Linked DNA regions of Homo sapiens: region 2 is linked to region 1. Evidence: read pairs that join two places in POLR2A ChIA-PET (ENCODE). Cell type or tissue: GM12878. All regions are shown on one strand. Links, peaks and the distances in the headings refer to the core of each region. The heading gives the core; the rest is flanking DNA.

Region 1 (4,401 bases), core at 224-4,223:
TTTAATAACAAAAAGAGAACACAAAGCACTAGAAAAAATTTCCCAGGAAAATCTGATAAAGAATATTTAATGCTTACACATATCTTGAAATAAACTAAAAGCTTTAAGGACATCCATGTAGAAAAAGAAAAGCTCCTCTAAGTGTAAGGGCTGTGAGGGAGGTGCAGATGAGCCTGACCTCCAAAACCTCAGCAGCAGCATTCAATGCCAGAAGACAATGGAGCTCTGCTTACAAAGTTCTGAGGAAAGGAAAGGGTAACTTTGTGTCCATCTAATTGTGCTTGAAACATAAAGGCAGGAAACAAACTTTAAAATAAGCAGCAATTCATGAAATTTAGTGCTCATGAATTATTTTTGAAAAAGCCATCCAACAACAAAACCCAGCAAGCCAATTGTTAAGTGAAAAATTAAAAACCCGGAAGTGGAAGGTTGGTCATTAAACACATTCAATGGCTTAAAGAAAAAGCAAAGCTGAGAATTATGGCTACAGGACAGAGTAAATTTATGAATCTTGATAATGAAAAAATAATAATACACTTAACAGAAATATGGTGTTGTAGGGGTAGGTTAGAAAGATGGTGCCATGTTGCTTACCTTCAGTGCAGGCAGATCCATAGATACTGCTTGAATTGAAGCATTTTGGTGATTGGGTTTTTTTTTTTTAAGTAAAAAAATCTTTTGAAATTTTAGAGTTATCTTCTAGGAAAATAAAATTGCTTGATGTGAAGAAACTTATTAATCTGAGATTGAGCAATTCTACCAATTTCACTAGCTTTTCTCCAGTTTAGTTCAAGTAAAGACAAATTTAATGCTTTTTGTTTTTTAAAAAAAGCATTTACAGTAGGTCCCATTTTTGTAGAATTATGTCTATGTGTGAATATGGGTACATACATAGAGAGATCACTAGGAACTAGGATGATGTTGCCAAATGTTATGACAATTATTTCTGGGTAGTTGATAGTGGGGGTTTTGCTTGTTGGTTTTGTTTTTTAACTTTCTTCTATATACTCTTCCGTAGCCCTTTTTGTGATAAGCATGTATCAGTTTTATAAAACCAATACGTTTTGAATAGGTCCCTGACATCTGAGCTATTGCAGGGTATGGCTGAGGAGAGGGAATTTTACCAGAAGGCCCATTAACCATGGGTCTCATACTCATAAAGACCATAAACTTAGATTTTTTATGTCCTCTCCAAATGAGTTCATACATGCTGTAATTGAAATATACTAATAGGATTAAACACTTAAATTATAGGGAGTTTTCTTCTTTTTAAAATTATAGCTGGAACTTCAAGATGTCCATTCTTCTTGAGAAGCCCTGCATATATTATTCAAAATTAAATAAATAATGATTTAATACATTGGGAAGGATATGGCTCAGAGGAAGGATCCTAGAGGCTTCCTTCCCCTTCCTAGATCATGCCCAGTTTAGAACTTTCTACCAGGTGAACACGTAGCCCTGACACTTCCACCTACAGCTGCAAGCATTGAACAAAAGGCAACTAATTTTTATGCGCCATTTCTGGAACTAGCCCTAGTCATCCAACACACAGATCTCTTTGAATTATAATGCTCAGAGATTTTTACTTGCTTATATTTGGCTCACTTTGGTCTGCCTTCTCTCTGATCTGATGACTCAGTTCCTAATCTCACTACTGAGTTTAGCAAATACTGCTTTTCTCACAACTAGATTCATAATTAGATTATCCATTTGTCTTTGGCTACCTGAACTCACATCATAACTGTGGGTTTCAATTCCCACCTCTCCCCTGCCTCACTGCTTCTTTTTTTTTTTTAATTGTACTTTAAGTTTTAGGGTACATGTGCACAATGTGCAGGTTAGTTATAGGTGGGAATTGAACAATGAGATCACTGCTTCTTAACATCTGGCTTGCTGCTAACCATATCTCATTCACCTGTAGTCATATGATACCGGAAAAGAAACCAAGAAAACAGTACGACTCGCTTGCTCATTAAAACTTCTGTGGCAATGAAGGGTGAAAAGGATTCATAAGAGTGATGAGAAATTCTGGCGGGACCAATATCCAGAATGATGAAATTGAGCTCCTCATGGAAAGATAGTCCTGGAACTCACAGGCTCTCATGCCCCTGAGATGTGGTAGAAATAGCCTTTAACTTGGAGTTAGAAGACCTTGGTTCTAATCCTAGCTCTGTGCTGGCAGAACTGCCCTACAAGTGAGATGAAAGGATGCTAAACAGTAACTCGAATCCTCACAAAGAAATAAAAAGCAGCAATAAGGGTAACTACACAGGTGACTTATAAAAGCATAAATGTGTGTTTGCTTGTAATTTTTCTGATTTAAGACAACTGCATAAAGTAATACTTATAAAACTATTGATGGATTTATAACATATAAAGATGTAATTGGGCAATAATAGCATAATGGACTAGGGAGGAAAATGAGTAATAATGGGATAGAAAAAAAGAGAGAAAACAAATAAATAAAATTAAATTCTAGCTCTACAAATTATGAGTTGCGTAACCTCGAGCAATTTTTTACCCAACTTGAGTCTCAATGTTCTGCATACATAAGGTATAATATTTATCTTATCGTTAAGTAAGATGACATTTATTTTAAAAGGTTGTTGAGAGAATAAAGTGAAAACAGTGTTTCACAAATATTTTGTACAATGATTTGCACAGGCACTCAATAAATGCTGGAACTACTGGGTAATGTATACTTGGTGGTTCAGTACATGACTTTCTCTACTTTTCTGCACATTAACATTTTTATAGTAAAAGAAAATTTAATTTAATTTAAAATTTAATTCCAGCCTCCTTCCTTTTATGTGGGTTTCTGTCACCAGGCTGGAGTGCAGTGGCGCAATCTTGGCTCACTGCAACCTTCGCCTCCTGGGTTCAAGTGATTCTCCTGCCTCAGCCTCCTGAGTAGCTGGGACTACAGGCGCCCACCACCACGCCGGCTAATTTTTTGTATTTTTAGTAGAGACGGAGTTTCACTCTGTTGGCCAGGATGGTCTCTATCTCTTGACCTCATGATCCGCCCTCCTTGGCCTCCCAAAGTGCTGGAATTACAGGCATGAGCCACTGCGCCAGGCCAAAATATATCTTAAAGAGTTAATCATTTGAACACACATAGGAAATTGGGAGAGGTAAGGACTTGAAATCGCTGTTGCTAGCATTTTTAACTTTGTCCCAGATCTTAATGATTAAACAATGTCCGTGGGAAATTTGAATGTAAATAATGTGGGGCTGGGCCTGGCACGGCGGCTCACACCTCTCATCCCAGCTCTTTGGGAGGATGAGGCGGGCGGATCACCTGAGGTCAGGAGTTCAACTTCTTTGAACCATTTGTTGAAGAGACTGTCCTTTCTCCCACTGAGTGATCTTGGCACCCCTGTTGAAGATCATTTGGCTGCATATGTGAGGGTTTGTTTCTGAGCTGTCTATTCTATTCCATTGATCTTTATGGGCGCAGTTAACTTTAAGAAAGGAAGACTATGTATGTGTACCTATCTTAATCATATTAGCCACTTAAGAGCAGTGAGTTTTCTTTGGCTGGTCACAGAAGGAAAAACAGAGATTTAAAGTATGAGCAAAATTTGACAAAGGCGTGTTGCTGAAATGGAGGGACCGTGTGGCTAGGACCTGAGGGCAGCCTCTAGCAGTTGGGAGTGTCCCCAGACTACAGCTGACAACAACAAGGAAATGTATTCTGCCAACAATTTAAGTGAGTTTGGAAGTGGCTCTTTCCCTAGTTGAACCTCCTGATGATGGCACAGCTATACAACATCTTAATTTAAGCCTTATGAGACCTTGAGTAGAGGACCCAGTTAAAACCAGACTCCCAACACAAAAACTGTGAGATAATAAATTTGTGTTATTTTGAGCTGCTAAGGTTGTGGTATTTGTTACACAGCAATAGAAAACTAATATACCCTGGTTATACCTTCTTCCTCTGATTAGGTCATTAACGGCCCTAGAGTTGGGGGCCATTAGCTCACTGAACTCCATGGCTCTTTTATTCTTACCAAAGTTTAGACTGGCTGGAATATTTTTTTCTTTATTTTCTCTTATCTTATTTACTTATCTTTAGGAAAGAATTTTAAATTAATCTAAGTTTAGAAATAGGTAATACCTATCCATGGTTCATAGTCAAAATATGTTGCAAGAGATATAGTGAAGACTCTCTCTGCAACTATTCTTCCTCATCTGTCTTGTTCTCACCTGCCACCTCCTCCCCCCCTCACCAGATAACCACTGAGAACAGTTTCCTGATATTCTTCTCAAGTTACTTTTAAATGCACATATGTGACAAAGACTGTTAATTACTTCCCATTTTCATTCTTCTCTTCTTAAATAGTGTTAGAATTTTTAGCTGGACACCTGGCTGCCAGGAATTAAAAATATGTTCCCCAG
Region 2 (4,401 bases), core at 264-4,263, 190 kb after region 1:
CTTGGCCTCCCAAAGTGCTGGAATTACAGGTATGAACCACCATGTCTGGCCGATTTATTTCTTTTTTAAAGAGACAGGATCTTACTATGTTGCTCAGGTTGGTCTCAAACTCCTGGGCTCAAGCCATTCTCCAGCCTCAGCCACTGCCCCACCTCCCCCGCCCGCAATTGCTGGGATTACAGGTGTGCACCACTTAAGGTTTTGCATTTATTTTCATTTATTTTCAAACCTTTTTTTTTTTTTTGGCTCCTTTCCTGGTCATCATAGTCACATTATTAAAAAAAAGAAATAATACATTTAGATAAATCAACATTAGGAACTACTTATTACTCCCATAGAACATATTCTGTTGTTTTAGGTGCAAATATTTCCAAAATGTAACTATTTGTATGTATTTTTCCTCTTAATTTACCTGAAAGACGCTCACAAGTATTGAACTTGATGAAGGAAAATTATAATTTTCTCTTTGTGATTTTTTTAAAGAGTAGTCAGGGGTAATTTATTATAACAAACCACGAAAGAAAGTTACATTTTAAAAGTATTTTGTTGATTTATATGTCAGCAATGACTTCATCTGCCTAGTCAATGAAAGACACAAGAGTTTTAAATAAACTCCCCACATGCTGAGCTGTGTGCTTCCCTTATCCTATCACCCCAGCCTCTCCAGTTTAATGACATAAGGTGAGTAATGCTACAATCTGTTGAAGACTCAACAAAGTCACGCTTTGTAGACACCACAAGAGTTAAACTGAACTTTAATAATAACTTCAGGCTGGGGTGCCGGAGGTGGGAGAGCACCAGGAAAAACAGCTAGTGCATGTGGGGCTTAATACCTAGGCGATGGGTTGATAGGTGCAGCAAACCACCATAGCATATGTGTACCTATGTAACAAACCTGCACATCCTGCACATGTACCCTGGAACTTAAGATAAAGAAAAAAATAGGCCGGGTGCAAGTGGCTCACGCTTGTAATCCCAGCACCTTGGGAGGCCGAGGTGGGCAGATCACGAGGTCAGGAGTTCGATATCAGCCTGGCCAATATGACGAAATCCCATCTCTACTAAAAATACAAAAATTAGCTAGGCATGGTGGCGTGCGCCTGTAGTCCTAGCTACTTGGGAGGCTGAGGCAGAAAAATCGTTTGAACCCCGGAGGCGGAGCTTGCAGCCAAGATCACGCCACTGCACTCCAGCCTGGGCGAAAGAGAGAGACTCCGTCTCAAAATAAATAAATAAATACTAATAATTGCTTAAGGTTTATCTTACAATGCTGCCACTTCCCCCAACAAGTCTGGAGATTGAATGGACATGAGTTTAATAGGAGAGGGGTGGAGGGTAAGGGCTGCAATTGGGGAAATGGGTAGAGGAAGAGGAGGCAGATTGAAAATAGTTTTTTAAAATCCTGGTCACTGAGTGGAAAGCGTGCTCACATTCCTAGGAGCAGAGGGGGAATATGGGTTAAACTTAAGGGACACACTAGGAGTTAATCATTCAGGGTACAGGGTGAACGCAAGTAAGAATTCTAAAAATGACGACTTCTCCTTCAAAACTGAAGCAGTCTGCAAGAAGCAGAATTGGAGAGCTTATTAGCTTGACTCCTTTGCCCTCTGCAGCTGATGCTCCCAGTTTAAATCCTGGCACAACCCTAAAATAAGAGTTAGCTCTGCAAAGGTAAAAAGAATTGAGGACACTGAAGAATATATAGTGGCACAAAGAATATTTAGTGGCACAAAACTAGCTCACAATTCCACATTGTGTTAGGGCAGCTCTGGCCTCTGCATTCTTGTGTCTGTCCACAAAGGTAACTGAAAAGGAAGCAGCCAGGTAAGTCATTGTTGCGAGCCGTTCTCCCGTTCCACCTCTTCTCATTTTGTGGTGTCAGTTGCTTCGGAAAGAACAAGGGGAAACGAAGGGTGGCCAAAGGAAGGCATCCCATTGTGTGTACATGTCAGTTTCACATTCTGTGCCCTTTATGCCAAAGAGGCCTTTGCTAGATACCATTTCCTCCTAGTTTGCCACCAAGATGGACAACAGACCTTTTCAACAAAACCTGCAAACTGTTTTAATTAATATTGCTAACATCAGGACAGATGTTACAAGATAAATCTCTTCCTCCTTTATTCTCCTCCTTCCCTAGCCATTCCACCCTGAAACATTTTGGGGCCTGTACTAGATACTAGAGACACAAAGGAGACTAGAACATTCTCTGTCGTTGAATTATTCTCAGTCAAATGAAGACGGAAACTGTGGTCTGAAAATTTTGAATAATAAAGCCATTTGTGACAGCGACACAGCTCATATTGGAAGTGGAACTTACATTTCCTGACTCATAATGAAGACCTTTATGCTCAACACCACATACAAAACATGTGCGATGTATAAAATGGGTAAATTCCATTAACAAATACATTTATCATTTCGGGATAGGCTATTTGTGTCAAGACAGCAGAATTTCAAGTACTAACTCATCTTCCCCTTCCACCTTCTTTTTTAATGGCCTTATCTGAATGACTCTGTGCCTACCACTAGAGAAGTGGTCTAAGACTTCTTGCCTTTTTTTTTTTTTTTGAGATGGAGTCTTGCTCTGTCACCCAGGCTGGAGTGCAGTGGCATGATCTCAGCTCACTGCAACCTCTGCCTCCCAGGTTCAAGTGATTCTCCTGCCTCAGCCTCCTGAGTAGCTGGGACTGCAGGTGTGTGCCACCATGCCTGGCTAATTTTTGTATTTTTAATAGAGGCAGGGTTTCGCTATGTTGACCAGGCTGGTCTCGAACTCCTGACCTCATGATCTGCCCGCCACAGCCTCTCAAAGTGCTGGGATTAGAGGTGTAAGCCACCACGCCCAGCTGACTTCTTGCTTTTTTCACTGAATGGTTTGGAGCACACACAAAGGGCTCACACCTGGCACTGTCACTTATGAGCAGTATAAATTTGGGCAAGATTCATAACTTTTCTGAACCTCGGGTTTCACATCTAGGATCCAGAGCTAATATTTCTTTCCTCATGGGATTGTTGTGATATTAAAAATAAAATACTGGGACACAGTAAGCATGCAATAAATAGCAGTGGTTGTTATTAACAAAGAGACTGTCTAGCATCTCCTCTTGTTTTAAACCCCCTTCCTGAGAGAGGTGGAGAAAGAAGACCTAACTAGCAAGCATGGCTTTCTGGAGGGAGCAGGACTTGTAGCTGTTGCGGCATGAGACAGTAGAAGCAGAGCTTCAGCTCTACCAGGACATTCTTCCATTTCGATACGACAGAGTGTCCTGATGCAGCTGGGCTTTTGGGGGTAAGCACCCAGCAACCCCGGGAAATTGGAGTTGAAGCTGTGGGTGCCAGAGACCAGGAGAGGTTCCAGGAATCATAAGACGTTTGTAAGTTTATAGATAAGCTGGTGACACGAAACCAGGGAATATCAGATTGTATTTATTTATTCCCTTATGAGCAACTCTCAAATCTTTTTGCTTTCAGATGTTGCAAATTCATCCCACCTCCTGCTGCAGCTATGATACTCAGAGAAAGTAAGTCTCCAATGCTTGGGTAAATAAATCTATTGCCTCTCAACCCTACCCTACTTTGAGCTGTCAGTCCTTTTCCCCTTTCCCCACTCTTCCTTAGAGGTCCAAAAATGCTTCTAGAAAGTACAACTTGAAAACCACTGCCATGACACAATGTTGGGAACCTTGTTCACATGCTAAAGCTCAATATCACCTCCACTTCAGCTGAAGATCACTAAAGCTCAATATCACCTCCACTTCAGCTGAAGATCACTAAAGCTCAATATCACCTCTACTTCAGCTGAAGATCACTTCTCTCGTTGCCTCTTTAATGTCTGCTTCACAACATTTATCACGAGTTAGTTGTGTGATAAGCTGTCTTCCTCACAAGAACCTTATCTCCAATGAGGTCAGGGAATGAGGTGAATCTATTGAGATTTGACACTGTGTCCCCAGTGCCTAGGCCAGTGCCTCGGGCATTGTAGGCTCTGGAAAAAAATGTTTGGGACTAGGATAATCAGAGGACTGGGGGAAGTCCAGTCCCATTCTCACTTAGGGGGAGTCAGAATAACATAGTTCACATTGTATAGTTCTTTGGAGGTGAAAAGATGGGATAGTAAACCAAACCTTTGAAATCGTTCTTGAGGCCAGGCCTGGTGGCTCACACCTATAAAATCCCAGCACTTTGGGAGGCTGAGGCGGACAGACGACTTGAGGTCAGGAGTTCCAGACTAGCCTGGCCAACATGGTGAAACCTGTCTCTACTGAAAATTTAAAAATTAGCCGGGCATGGTAGCAGGCGCCTGTAATCCCAGCTACTTGGGAGGCTGAGGCAGGAGAATTGCTTGAACCCAGGAGGCAGAGGTTGCAGTGAGCCAAGATTGCGCTACTGCACTCCAGCCTG

What was found. ChIA-PET counts read pairs that join two places held together with the same protein. Peaks named below come from ENCODE experiments on the same cell type or tissue, not always from the same donor. Only the 100,000 strongest peaks of a DNase experiment are listed, where the experiment ranks them.
Region 2: POLR2A ChIA-PET joins it to region 1 with 6 read pairs; 3 of 35 experiments call an interaction of 5 or more read pairs at or near these places.

The regions. Positions count from the first base shown.
Region 1 is chr6:53,424,396-53,428,796 of GRCh38, reverse strand. No RefSeq gene overlaps it. Among named protein-coding and RNA genes, the nearest start is that of GCLC-AS1, 4.9 kb to the left of the region's middle. In GM12878, for the core only: no CTCF peak of the experiment used is centred there; DNase peaks (open chromatin) are centred at 1,646 and 1,926.
Region 2 is chr6:53,229,774-53,234,174 of GRCh38, reverse strand. No RefSeq gene overlaps it. Among named protein-coding and RNA genes, the nearest start is that of MIR5685, 45 kb to the left of the region's middle. In GM12878, for the core only: no CTCF peak of the experiment used is centred there; a DNase peak (open chromatin) is centred at 2,304.